3 separate regions of the Homo sapiens genome follow, and regions 1 and 2 are each linked to region 3. A link is a contact called in ENCODE Hi-C or POLR2A ChIA-PET data. All regions are on one chromosome and are shown on one strand. Each heading gives the region's core, a stretch centred on a gene start or an enhancer-like site at or near the end of the contact. The rest is flanking DNA. Distances are from core to core; before and after follow the strand shown. Region 1 holds the start of PELO-AS1 (PELO antisense RNA 1). Region 2 overlaps PELO-AS1 (PELO antisense RNA 1). Region 3 overlaps ITGA2 (integrin subunit alpha 2).

What was found. Hi-C counts contacts between places; a loop is a spot of excess contacts on that map. ChIA-PET counts read pairs that join two places held with the same protein, here RNA polymerase II (POLR2A). Pooled maps may share reads with other maps.
Region 1: a loop to region 3 is called in a pooled map, with 4 times the contacts of the local background. The contact joins the promoter of PELO-AS1 here to the enhancer-like site in region 3. A Hi-C loop is called at or near these places in 4 of 50 pooled maps. POLR2A ChIA-PET finds 5 or more read pairs at or near these places in 3 of 52 experiments (OCI-LY7, WTC11 and activated naive CD4-positive, alpha-beta T cell).
Region 2: a loop to region 3 is called in a map with no recorded cell type, with 2.1 times the contacts of the local background. The contact joins two enhancer-like sites. A Hi-C loop is called at or near these places in 1 of 37 single-sample maps with no recorded cell type.

What each region holds. Positions count from the first base shown.
Region 1 is chr5:52,798,145-52,802,409 of GRCh38, forward strand. It overlaps PELO-AS1 (PELO antisense RNA 1), which reads right to left and starts at 2,669. Exons shown (of 5, transcript NR_186455.1): 1 at 2,548-2,669. The region is part of intron 1 of ITGA1 (integrin subunit alpha 1); the gene reads left to right. PELO (pelota mRNA surveillance and ribosome rescue factor) reads left to right here. Exons shown (of 3, transcript NM_015946.5): 2 at 1,741-2,976; 3 at 3,265-4,265. The coding sequence starts at 2,251. The coding sequence ends at 3,696. RefSeq lists enhancers at 1,781-2,479, 2,480-3,179.
Region 2 is chr5:52,690,733-52,694,906 of GRCh38, forward strand. All of the region lies in intron 2 of PELO-AS1 (PELO antisense RNA 1), which reads right to left. Among named protein-coding and RNA genes, the nearest start is that of ITGA1, 95 kb to the right of the region's middle. Within about 2 kb of position 2,755, at least 2 of the 41 ENCODE cell types and tissues checked have a DNase peak (open chromatin) inside an H3K27ac peak, as active enhancers do.
Region 3 is chr5:53,067,917-53,072,002 of GRCh38, forward strand. It overlaps ITGA2 (integrin subunit alpha 2), which reads left to right. Exons shown (of 30, transcript NM_002203.4): 17 at 2,193-2,344; 18 at 4,022-4,086. Among named protein-coding and RNA genes, the nearest start is that of MOCS2, 40 kb to the right of the region's middle. Within about 2 kb of position 1,900, at least 2 of the 41 ENCODE cell types and tissues checked have a DNase peak (open chromatin) inside an H3K27ac peak, as active enhancers do.

The DNA of each region.
Region 1 (4,265 bases), core at 1,419-3,918, 270 kb before region 3:
ACCTTCACACTTGAGTGTGATTAGTTCTTTGCTTAGTGAAAAGTTGCTGGGTTCTCCTGGAATTGGAAGAAGGCAATGTGAATTAGGAACTTCTTGAGGGTACTCAGTATGATAGGAAGGTGGGAAGAAGGAGGAAGTAAGGGGAGACATAGAGAGCGAGAAACAAAGAGAAAAGAGGCCACAAATATTAATAAGTAGTGGTTCTTATTTGGACTTTCCCCTTGGAGGGGACCTTTCCGTCCCCTGATAATCTCTTAGGAAGATAATGACACTTAAGTTTAAATTGTGAAGCCTGTCAGTTGAGAAAAATGTTGAGACAAGTCTCAATCATTTTAGGACGTTTATTTGCCAAAATTAAGGACGTGCGCGGGGAAGACAGGTCTATGCCTTTCTGGGAAGATGATTTTGAGGGCTCCAAATTTAAAGGGGAAAGGGTGGGATACTGAGAAATACAGTTTTCATGTGAGAGGGTAGCAGGGGGAAAATAGTCATTCATGCCTCTGTCTGGCTTAGTCAATCTGAATCTGCATTTTTACGTAAGATAACATAGACAAATGGGGCAGGGGAACAATCAGATATGCATTTGTGTCAGGAGGGCAGAGGGGTGACTGTACCTGAAAACAGAAGCTATCTATTTACATTGCCATGGTAAATTTTCATAGAAACACTTTATGGTAAAGATCTTGGCGCTCACTGAGAATTTCCTTGTGGGCAAAATATGAGCGAGGTGTGTAGCTTTTCATCTGGTAGCCATCTCATTTAAAAACCAAGAGGCAAGGCAGTTTTGCGTGACCCAGTTCCCAGCTTAACTTTTCCCTTTGGCTTAATGAGTTTGGGGATCCGAGATTTATTTTCCTTCCACACGCCTATGCCAAACTCAGATTCCTTCCTTTCATCCCTGTTTCATCTGTTCAGGCTGGTTAGTTCCCCTTTCCAATCCACACAGAGAAAGACAGAAAAGACAGTGAGAAGCTATGTGTGCAGGACTTCTCTGCCCTCCACTCCATCTAAGCTCTCAAGAAACTTTTAGATTCTTTTGTTTTTTCTATTCATCGGTCTCTTAAAGAGGCAATCCCACTTCTCCATTTCCACTTCCTAATAAAGAATGCTAAGTAACTTAAGGATTTTCTTTAAATTATGTAGCTATTCAATCAGGGTCAGTCCTAGTTAATAGTTTTTCCCCACTTCCCATAGCCTCGGCTTTTAGCTTAGCTTTGGCAGTGAAGATCTGGCCCTAAGCTCTTGCGACCCAACCCCCAACCTAAACATTTCACAGGCTACTGGGCTGCGGAAAGCTGAGGCTGCCAACTTTGGAGCCTAGGATTCCCAGGACATCAGGTCAAGCAACTGAGAGGTCCACCCAGGGGTAAATTCCACACATAGTTTCTTCTCTCTTGGGACCAGCGCTTTAACATCTGGGTGAATCAGATCGTGCAGACACGGTAACTAGGCGCAGAAAACAGCTGGACACGTTGCTGGGAGCCCAGACAGAACGTGACCAGTAGTTCTCAGAAACCGCTTCTAAATACCAGCTCCAACAGGCTTGTAGCGTCCGAGTGCGGATAAGGCAAGAGCAAAAACGAGCATAGTTTGGGCCGTTGGGGCCAAATCTGCACTTCTGAGAGCTACTTTTACTGCTAAGCTTTGAAATTGGATTTACCCAGAGGGAAGCGTTGCAGTGGCAGCCGCAGGCAGGTAAAACTAGTATTTGCACTCACACACTCCCCGGATTCTTCACAGACAGGGATGGAAGAGAAAACTTAGGAAGTTGAAGTTTGGCATTAAAATAAAGGACTCGCCACCACTCTGTGCACCTTCTTGAGGGAGTTCATTCGTCCGGAGCGCCTCACAGCTTAGTGCGCCTGCGCACGCGCGAACTGCGGCCCCGCCTCTCCTTTGGGGACGGGAGACGTGCGTCGGGTCGCGGGACGGGGGCTGCGCATGCGCCTTCATTTCGTCAGCCCGCTGTTGCGTGCTGCCAGCGGGAACTGTGTAGGGGTAGATTTTCGCTGCAGTGTTCCCCGAGCCTGTTAGACGCAGCGCGCCGGGAGACTGAGAGAGGAAAGGATAGAGGAAGTGCTGCCCTAGGCTGCATGAGTCGAAGCAAGCGTGTTTCCTTCCCGCCAGGCAAGTGCCCTTAGAAACCGGGCCCCGCCCCCTTCCTGGCCTGCATTCCCATCCCCTCTCCCGGGGCGGAGGTGAGGACCTCCTTGGTTCCTTTGGTTCTGTCAGTGAGCCCCTTCCTTGGCCATGAAGCTCGTGAGGAAGAACATCGAGAAGGACAATGCGGGCCAGGTGACCCTGGTCCCCGAGGAGCCTGAGGACATGTGGCACACTTACAACCTCGTGCAGGTGGGCGACAGCCTGCGCGCCTCCACCATCCGCAAGGTACAGACAGAGTCCTCCACGGGCAGCGTGGGCAGCAACCGGGTCCGCACTACCCTCACTCTCTGCGTGGAGGCCATCGACTTCGACTCTCAAGCCTGCCAGCTGCGGGTTAAGGGGACCAACATCCAAGAGAATGAGTATGTCAAGATGGGGGCTTACCACACCATCGAGCTGGAGCCCAACCGCCAGTTCACCCTGGCCAAGAAGCAGTGGGATAGTGTGGTACTGGAGCGCATCGAGCAGGCCTGTGACCCAGCCTGGAGCGCTGATGTGGCGGCTGTGGTCATGCAGGAAGGCCTCGCCCATATCTGCTTAGTCACTCCCAGCATGACCCTCACTCGGGCCAAGGTGGAGGTGAACATCCCTAGGAAAAGGAAAGGCAATTGCTCTCAGCATGACCGGGCCTTGGAGCGGTTCTATGAACAGGTGGTCCAGGCTATCCAGCGCCACATACACTTTGATGTTGTAAAGTGCATCCTGGTGGCCAGCCCAGGATTTGTGAGGGAGCAGTTCTGCGACTACCTGTTTCAACAAGCAGTGAAGACCGACAACAAACTGCTCCTGGAAAACCGGTCCAAATTTCTTCAGGTAAAACAATCTTACCCAGGGATAATTAAGAATGGGCAGAGGGATTGGTATAAACTACTCCTAAAGTTTTAGAACTGGGAAAAATAAGAAGAGAAAGTCTTTACTTAGCTGGGATTTTCATGAGATAATGAAATAAAAAGAGAATGTTAAATGTCTAGCAAATTTATGGAGTAAACTTCGCTGAAACATATGAAGCCTTACTAGCGCTTTTGGCTTTAAGCCTTTGTGAGCTGATTAATGGGTGTTCTAGGAGATTATTTTGCCTAACTTTTGTAATTGTGATTCTAGGTACATGCCTCCTCCGGACACAAGTACTCCCTGAAAGAGGCCCTTTGTGACCCTACTGTGGCTAGCCGCCTTTCAGACACTAAAGCTGCTGGGGAAGTCAAAGCCTTGGATGACTTCTATAAAATGTTACAGCATGAACCGGATCGAGCTTTCTATGGACTCAAGCAGGTGGAGAAGGCCAATGAAGCCATGGCAATTGACACATTGCTCATCAGCGATGAGCTCTTCAGGCATCAGGATGTAGCCACACGGAGCCGGTATGTGAGGCTGGTGGACAGTGTGAAAGAGAATGCAGGCACCGTTAGGATATTCTCTAGTCTTCACGTTTCTGGGGAACAGCTCAGCCAGTTGACTGGGGTAGCTGCCATTCTCCGCTTCCCTGTTCCCGAACTTTCTGACCAAGAGGGTGATTCCAGTTCTGAAGAGGATTAATGATTGAAACTTAAAATTGAGACAATCTTGTGTTTCCTAAACTGTTACAGTACATTTCTCAGCATCCTTGTGACAGAAAGCTGCAAGAATGGCACTTTTTGATTCATACAGGGATTTCTTATGTCTTTGGCTACACTAGATATTTTGTGATTGGCAAGACATGTATTTAAACAATAAACTAAAAGGAAATAATCTCCACGTACTACCATCTTGATTAAATTGTGTAATTTTTTATAGGAATTATGAGTTATCTGTAGTACTTGGAAACAGAAAATGTGTGTATTTAAAGACGATGCCTATGCAGTATATTGTTTGGGATAGATTGCAAAATTTCACACTGCATGCTTTGAAACAGTTTTCCTTAGAAAAAGCTTTTGCTATCTTATCCTGTTTACATTATTTCTTTATTTTAATTCTGCTTGGTGTTCTTGCATTGCATTTAATGATCCCTTTTCTCCCCACCTCCACACACTACATTTTTTTTAGATTTAAATAGTTTTACTATTTTAAATGATTGCCGTACAATTAGTAGACTTGAAGACAAGTTTTAAATATTTTTCTTCAAAGGC
Region 2 (4,174 bases), core at 1,505-4,004, 380 kb before region 3:
TCCGAGCTCTGGGTGGTCTACTATAAACTTCCTTACAGAGGTTATGCTTAAATGTTCTTCTTCTTCTGCTCAGCTGGAGTTAGTTGCCTGAGCAATGCTAGGACAAGACAAAATTATTAAAAGCTTCCAGGGATTTAGACAAAAAGAAAGGTGCTGAGGTCCTAAGCTTCTGAGGAGCCATATCTAATGCCACAGCCCAGGATTGGAGATAATCGGCCATCCTTGCTTGTTGATGGAAAAGAAAAAAAATACTGAAGAAGATTCTTTAGGTATTCCTGTATGAAGTCTCCTTTAGCAGAAGTCTTTCAAAACTTCTGCTAAAATACAGACTTTATAACCTACATTTCAGTTGTGTTAACTTTTCCTGAAACTAAGTGTGACCACAGACATTCGTGTAAAGCCAGAAACTTCAGAATTTGGGAGTGTCCCAAATGCAGTACCCTTTTCAAAATGCATGTGACAAAACACCTTTCTTCCCTGAGCTATGAGCTGGAAGAATTTTCTCAGCCTTCATGTAGGTGAGTAAGCTCTTTTCATTTTTTGGTTGTACCTCTTTTACTACTTAGAATTTCATTGTTGTGTCCAGTGAGCTATGATTAAATATTGAGGTCAGCTGCCCTCTGCAGACTGGGGTCACTAAGTTAAATCCTGTCCACTTGCTGGAAATGTGCGAAGTTTCCACTCCAGTTACATATAGCTTCTGTTTGTGACTAGTAAGCACTGAATAAATATTTCTAAGCTGCTTACTAATCCAGAATTGCATGTTTTTCTGCAGATCTATTTCTTCTTTTCCAGGCCTACTAATTCCACATTAGTGTCTCAGTCAACATATTTCAAGCCATCTCGAATCTAATCGCCCCTTGGTGATTCAGGGGACTGAGACACAGGGAGAATGGAAGGTATTGATATTTTGTATCCCTTTGTGTCAGGTCTTCCTTTTCACATTCAGAAGGACGCAGCTGAATCCTGAGTGTGGTCTACAAAAACACACAGACGAAAACAATTAGCAATTTTAAGTCAGTTAGAGGTGCAAAGAGAAGTTGTCTATTTGTTTCTTTAACAAAGAAAAACCTTTGGTTTTCTCTCCTAAGCCCTTAATCATGCTCTAGGCTCTCCCAAGCACCAGGTTGTCACTCATGAACACAAACTACAATGACTGATTTTCTTAGACTTGTTTGGTTCTTGTAAAGTAGCCAATAAACTAATTGCATGAAAAATGACATGTTAAATTATCTCTACTTTTTTGGAAAAACAGCAGATTGATTTTTTTTTTTTAAGCCAAGCAGAGATGAGGCATTTTCTAGAAAGGCACAAGTTTTAATTATAAATTAATGCACAGGAATTTTATCTGTGCCAACTTGAGCTTGGAAGAAAATAGTATAGAATTACTTGTCTCTTTGTGCAGGTCATGTTACAGTGCTTCTCAAAGACTGATCCAATATTCAGTGTGTTGTACAGTAACATCTACAGTGAGAAAGGGGGAATAAAAGCTGAGCTGGTCAAATGCAGTGTCCTCTTTCATGAGGTCAGCCAATAGGAATTTTAACAGCTAATATTCTAGACAGTGGGAATGCAGTAGAGGCTTTTTCCCTTCTTTCCCAGGAGAAAAAATAAATATCAAGGCAGTCATTTTGAAATCCAGAAAAATCACACTTGGAAACACAAAATAAACTATCCTCAACCCTCAGATTCTATCATTTGATGTATTATCTCCTTGAGAGTCCAAATAAAGTGAGACATTAGCTTTACATGGTTTCATTCTGATTTCTAACAGGACCCCAATTAGAGGTAACTTGCTGTTTAGATTAAGGTTTGTTGTATAACTTTTAAAGTTCAATATCACTTATAAATAATTTCTATCCCCTTAGATTACCTTTCAGCAACCTGGCTTTTATTATCCTTTTCTCCTATTCAAGTAAGTTTTTGTGAAGTCAAACCTAGATGCTTTTCTGAATTATAGATTTCACACCTGACATACTTTGCACACATGTGTCTGTTCCCATTCTTCCTCCTTTAAAAGCCCAACTCATCCTCTTGCCTGAGGAAATAGAGCTGAAATGTAAGGATCTTCAAAACCGTTGCACAATCAACCAACTTTTCTGCACAAGCTGTGTCTACTGCCCTTGCTGCCTATTCTGTTTGGAAGCAAGAGAATAACAGAAGAAACAAGTGACCAAAGAATGAATAACATGTCCAGCCTTTTGTATTACTCCTGATATCATAATAAGACATTGTGTGTTTTATTCACATGGATCTTGGCCATATATTGAGTACAGTGAAACCTCACTGGCTTCAATGTACACTAGACCAGGCAAAGAGCAAATAGTGGCACCAAAGCCATCCCTACCGCCCATCCCATGCCCCTTCTGAGCAACACCTGAAAACCTCTGTAGCATATTCCTGTAAATTCTACCAGGTAGTTAACATCTGCTAAAAAATGTTCTCTTCTAAATTGTTGATGCTTATAGACAATTTCAGAAATTCATTTTAATAAAAGCATTCTCCCTGTAATAGTGGTACACAATTTTATGGCACTAACCAGGTACCAGGTTCTTCACATACACAAACTCATTTGAACCTCACCACATTGCTGTAAAGTAGGTATGAGTCCCCTCTCAAGTTATGGTACAAATGAGGAAATTGAGTTACACAGGTATGCAATAAACAACAGAGCTTAGGTTTGAATTCAAGATGTCTTGATTTCAGGTCCATGCTCTTAACAGCCACACTGTGCTGCCTGTCTGGCCACCAGAGGTCAGCTTCCCTGAAGGAATTAGTATTTGACTGAGGTGTGGTGCTTTCCACAGGGAAGCAGAGAAGATTTTTGGGGAATCCCATAGTGTTTTTAGCATCAGTGTTGTACACAAAAGGAGTACACTAACAACAGATGAAACAACACAAATATCTTTTGACTGAGAAAGTTATGGCTACCCAGCTCTGCTGAGGCTTATTTGTGCTAGAAAGACACATAAAACTTACCCATGAATATTGAAGATTTGAAGGCACGAAGGGGATACCCAGATAACAAAAGACCAGAGCTATACATATATGTCTTCTGCTGTTCATCAAGTTAATTCTCCAAACATTTATTAAGCATCTATTATGCATAGCATAATTAAGCATCTATTGTACATGAGACACTAGACTAACAGGGGGATGCAAAGATGAATGCCATTTGTTTGGAGGCTGGAGTGGACATGCCTCATTATTTGATTCAACTTGTAGAGCAATGGTTCTTGAATTTGCCACATATTATAAGCACCTGGGGGAGTTCCAATGAAAACTTCCGAAGGAAAACATTCCCAGACCAGTAAATTCAGAGTCTCTAGGGTAGAACCCAGGCATGAGGATTTTTTTAAAGCTCCCCAGGATTTCCAATGTGAAGCCAAGGTTGAAAATGCTGAGAACTACTGTTTAGAGTAACCCATTGTGTCAAAGCCTAAATGACCTCAGAAAAAAGTTCACTTTTGCCTTGGCATTTTCTTTCTTCTTGAACTGATAGATACTAGGCTGTAGCTTGCTTATTGCATTTTATGTAACCCACTTAGAGTGCCTTTTTCTGGAGCACTTTGCTTGCTTCTAATTCAAAACTGGCAGCAGGGGAGTGGTGTGAGGGGAGGGTGGTCACTGCCAACTGCTTTACATGTCAAACAGTGGAAGATTCCATTGGGAGGTTAGGTGGGGAGCAGCAACCTGGGCTCTGAAGAGAGATGTATCTCAATTTCTCTGCTTGACATTATTACCCTGGACAAGTCACTTAAAAGTCTTGGTTTCCATATTTGTAGAATGGGGTAAACGATGCCTGTTTGTGAGAAGTAAACTAAGTAACTTATGTGAAGTGTGTGGTACAGAGCAGATACTCCACGGAGGCATCTTCTACTTTACTATAATTATCCTGCTAATTCAAGTGAATCCTGCCCTTCTTGAGGCCTTCCTTGCCAGGTTCTTCTCATAACTGCCATGCTTCCTGGGGAATGAAGCCAAGGGGCTACTCTCCCCAACTCAGACAAAAGTCCTTGAAACTCTCCATTTCCTTTAACAGCAATTTCCCACACTGGACCGCTGAAGTCACATCTTGGCTTCATCCTAACAATTTTCAATTCTTCAGATTCTTTTGTCTCTTTCACTTTTTTTCCCCCATATCCTTAGACTTGCCATTTAAAAGTTGTCTTTG
Region 3 (4,086 bases), core at 650-3,149:
TTTTCTAAGCACACTATCTCACCTTCATCTCTTCTGCCCCAATTATCTCACCATGCTCAATGCATAGCTTGCAATTTAACACTTGATTCAAAGCTACCTTCTTTCATTAACTGCTGCTTCATGGGTCCCAATTCCCATTCCGTCAGAATTTGGCTTTAAACTTCAGAACTTGTAGTTCCTATAGGAATTCAATTAAGTGACAAACATATTAACTTAAAGCTGAAAATACAGAAGCAGGTTATTTGCCATAATTCATACCAAGATACAAATAAGATGAGAACACAAAGCAAAATTAGATTCAAATCTTAACATGCTTTCCATATTTTCCTACTTTTCATATCCATTTGGAAGTTTTCCATGCAGATGTTCAAAGATTGACCCAATTTTGAGTAGCATATGTCACTTGACCTGCCATGTAGCACATCTAACTGAGCACACATGATAGTTAAGTCAAAAACCGTTGCTGCATAAACATTGTGGCTAGTCTGCCTAATAGGTTAACTTGGGAAATATATTATTTGGCAGAAACAGCAAACTGGTCAGCTCTTCTGGCCCCGAAGCATAGAGGTGTCTCATGTATCTTCCCTTTTTGACTATACTTCAACCCTTATGGTGATGCACACTCAAAAATTCTACTTTCAGAGAATTTCCTTCCCATCCACAGGCTGCCGAGGGTTTCTGGCCTTTCTTACTATTGGGCATCTTTCCCTTTAAATCTTTTTTCCTGATGCCTTCAGGTCCACAAAGACAAGCCAAGTGAAATGATTGTGAGCTCATTTGTCACTTCATTGCTTGGCAATAATAGTATGTAAGACGTGAATCCCATCTTCACAACTGTGGAAAGTGAATTTATAAAGCATATGGTTTCTATCATTTATTGCATCAGGTGCACACTTCACTTTAAGATTAATAACATAGCCCATGAAGCGATGTATCATTTTTATAAAGCTGCTTGAAAAAAAAAGGAAAAGCATTATAATGTGGACTAACTTTGTCCTAACTGCACTCACCTCCTTGCCATTGTTTTTCCTTTACATCATCTTCACAACTTATTTTTAGTTTATTTAATTCTTTAATATTTTATCTATCTTTGTTGGCATTGTTAAGTCACTGGAGCAAGAAAAATTGTACAACATATATGATAGATTTTTTTCAAGGTAACATGTAGAATTCATGTTTTGGGAAGTATATACAACCTTTAAAATATTGAAAATAATAAAGTAAGATAGAATAACCCCAAATAAGGCAATAAGGCAGCTGATGCTGTGAATGGCACCAGGTGTTCTCTCTCAATTTTGGACACACGGCCAGTGGACTTTAGTTGAAGGTAATAATTCTGATAGTTTAGACATCGGCTACTGACATCAGTTATTATCACATAATTTTTTTTCATGAGTTGGTATTAGGAAACAGAGGTTCAAAGAGGGTAAGTAAATTGCCCCAAGTCACAGAGCTCATAAACAGCAGAATTAGGATTCAAACCAAGTCTGCCTGACTGAGACTTTATTGCTGCAGTGTTGCATGCATTTCCCTATGTGAGCATCTAGAATAGGTCAAGCACTGTCCATGTTCCCTTAGAGTATCTCAGTTAATCTTCACAATAACAATTAATTCTTACAACTGGATGGAAGCAGAAAGAATATGAGCTCTTATTTCAAAAATACCCAACTTTTACTTCTGACTAGCCATGTGAACTTAGGTGAATTATTTTACATCACTTATTCTAGTACATTATTTGAAAAATAAGATAATAAAATTCACTTTCCAGATTCATTGTAAAACTTGTATGGCATACATGAGAATGTGTCCAGTTGCAGGCGCTCAGCAACTGTTCCTTTCCATTCTGTGTCTCCGTGTTATGAGTAATGAAACCCGTGCTTGTGGGAGTGAGCAATTTGCCCAGGTTCATCACAGTAGGTTTCCTGGCGGCAAGTCTAGTTTCCTTTCCACTGCTCCCAGCCACATTTCTCTGAATCACATTTCTTTGTATGCACAGTCACCTACGTCACATCAGAGCTAGAATGACAAATGCTTTGTGGTGCTAGCTATGGTTCACAAGCCACCAATATGAAGACTATTTCCATATTTTCTTGATGTGAGATACTTTGTCCAAGAAGACACAATAAAGCAAAGATGCTTTTTCCTATAAGTTGATTTGAAATAACATTTCTTTATGATTTTTTTTATCATAGCCATTGTATATAACATCACACTTGATGCAGATGGATTTTCATCCAGAGTAACCTCCAGGGGGTTATTTAAAGAAAACAATGAAAGGTGCCTGCAGAAGAATATGGTAGTAAATCAAGCACAGAGTTGCCCCGAGCACATCATTTATATACAGGTAAGGCCTCAGGAACATCCCTTTTGACTTTATTTCTTCCTAAAGACGAGAGAGTGGTAAAAGTCAAAAATGGAAGCTTATGAGTTAGAAAATGCTCACCCTTCCAATGAATGCCTTTCTTATGTAATTCCATAAATAAGAAGCATATTTACTTTATGCTAATATTTATGGTCACAATCTATTATATAAGTCAGCAACATCAAATTTCATTTAGAATTGCAATGAAAGGGCTAAAAATACAATTCTTAAAGAAATCATAGATACAGTGTTTTCTTAAATGTTTAACAGAGAGAACTTTCCATTGGCAATAAATGTTATTTTGATATTTTCCTATCAGGGAAAAATTTTATTTATTGTTCAGCTACTGAAAAATAACTCCAATTGTGGTTTCTACTATTAGATTTAAGTTAACATAGATGAAATATAGTAGATTATGAGATAACAATTATTTGTTCTAATCGTATGCTGTAATTACTGTATTTAACATGGATTTTGAAAATTTCCCAAGTGAGAAAAATGCTTTTCAGGAGAAAACTTCCAGCCGGAAATTTATTTTATAAATGATGTGAATATTTCCACCTTGGAAACCACATAATGGCATTTGAAAGGATAATTTACTCAGGAAATCACTTTTTTAAAAGGATATTTAAGTACTTTCTTAGAATACAGTTCTCAGAATTTAAGGTGCGAAAGAACTGCCAGGGAAACTTTTGGGAAATGTATATTCTGGGTTCTTACCATCAGAAATCTAGGTTTGAAGGCCCAAGGAATATGCAGATCTAAGGAGCAACCCAAATATTTCTGATGTAAATGGATGGTACAGAGAGATCTTACTTCAAGAAATGCTAAGTGTAAACACTAGAAAAACATAAAGTTGACGGTTAGATGAATTAAAATCAGTTGAGTTGTTTAGTTCATTTTTCAATTTGAAGGTTTCTTGTTTGTGAAGACGTAGACTTCTTTTTTGTTAAAGTGACAATTTTATAGATTCCTTAAAGGAAAAAATCTTATTTCCCTTCTCTCCCATCCTGTGCTGACTGGTGGATCAGATTATACATGCAATCCCTAGTGAGGAAATGGAGACAGCCAAGCTGTTTTTCTTTAAAGTTTAAAAAAACAAAATCCTTTTTCACTATTTGATATCAATGCCAGTTAAAGTACATCCTACTTGCTAAGCCCGCAGCCAGCCAAGGAAACATCTCCTCATAGTCCAGAGCTGTCATGGTAGACAGGCCCCCAGAAGGAATAAGTCCTTCTGGGAGGACTTCTGGGAGGCCCCCAAGAGTTAAGAGTAAGTCCTGCCTGTGAATGGACTAAAGAATACCAAGATACCGCTTCTGAGGAAAAGGCAAATTCAAATGTTAGGGTTTCATTTGTATAGACATAGTGCTTTTTTGACAAGAACTGATGAGCTTAACTAAGAATCCCTGCTTCAAATTCTTACTAGACCCAAGTCTCTTTTGGTTTCTTAGTAGAAGAGAGGCTAAAAGCAGAATTAGGATGGAAGAAAAGAAGCGAGAGTCTTGATTATTCACAACAAAGATATTCTACATAATTGAGAGCTGACTGTGCTCTAAATTGTAAACACATTTGGAATCATTTTCTTGTTTTAATGTTGCTATGCTCTAATAAACTGACTCTGTCTCCCCCTGTATGTTTGTGTGTGTGTATGTTTAGGAGCCCTCTGATGTTGTCAACTCTTTGGATTTGCGTGTGGACATCAGTCTGGAAAACCCTGGCAC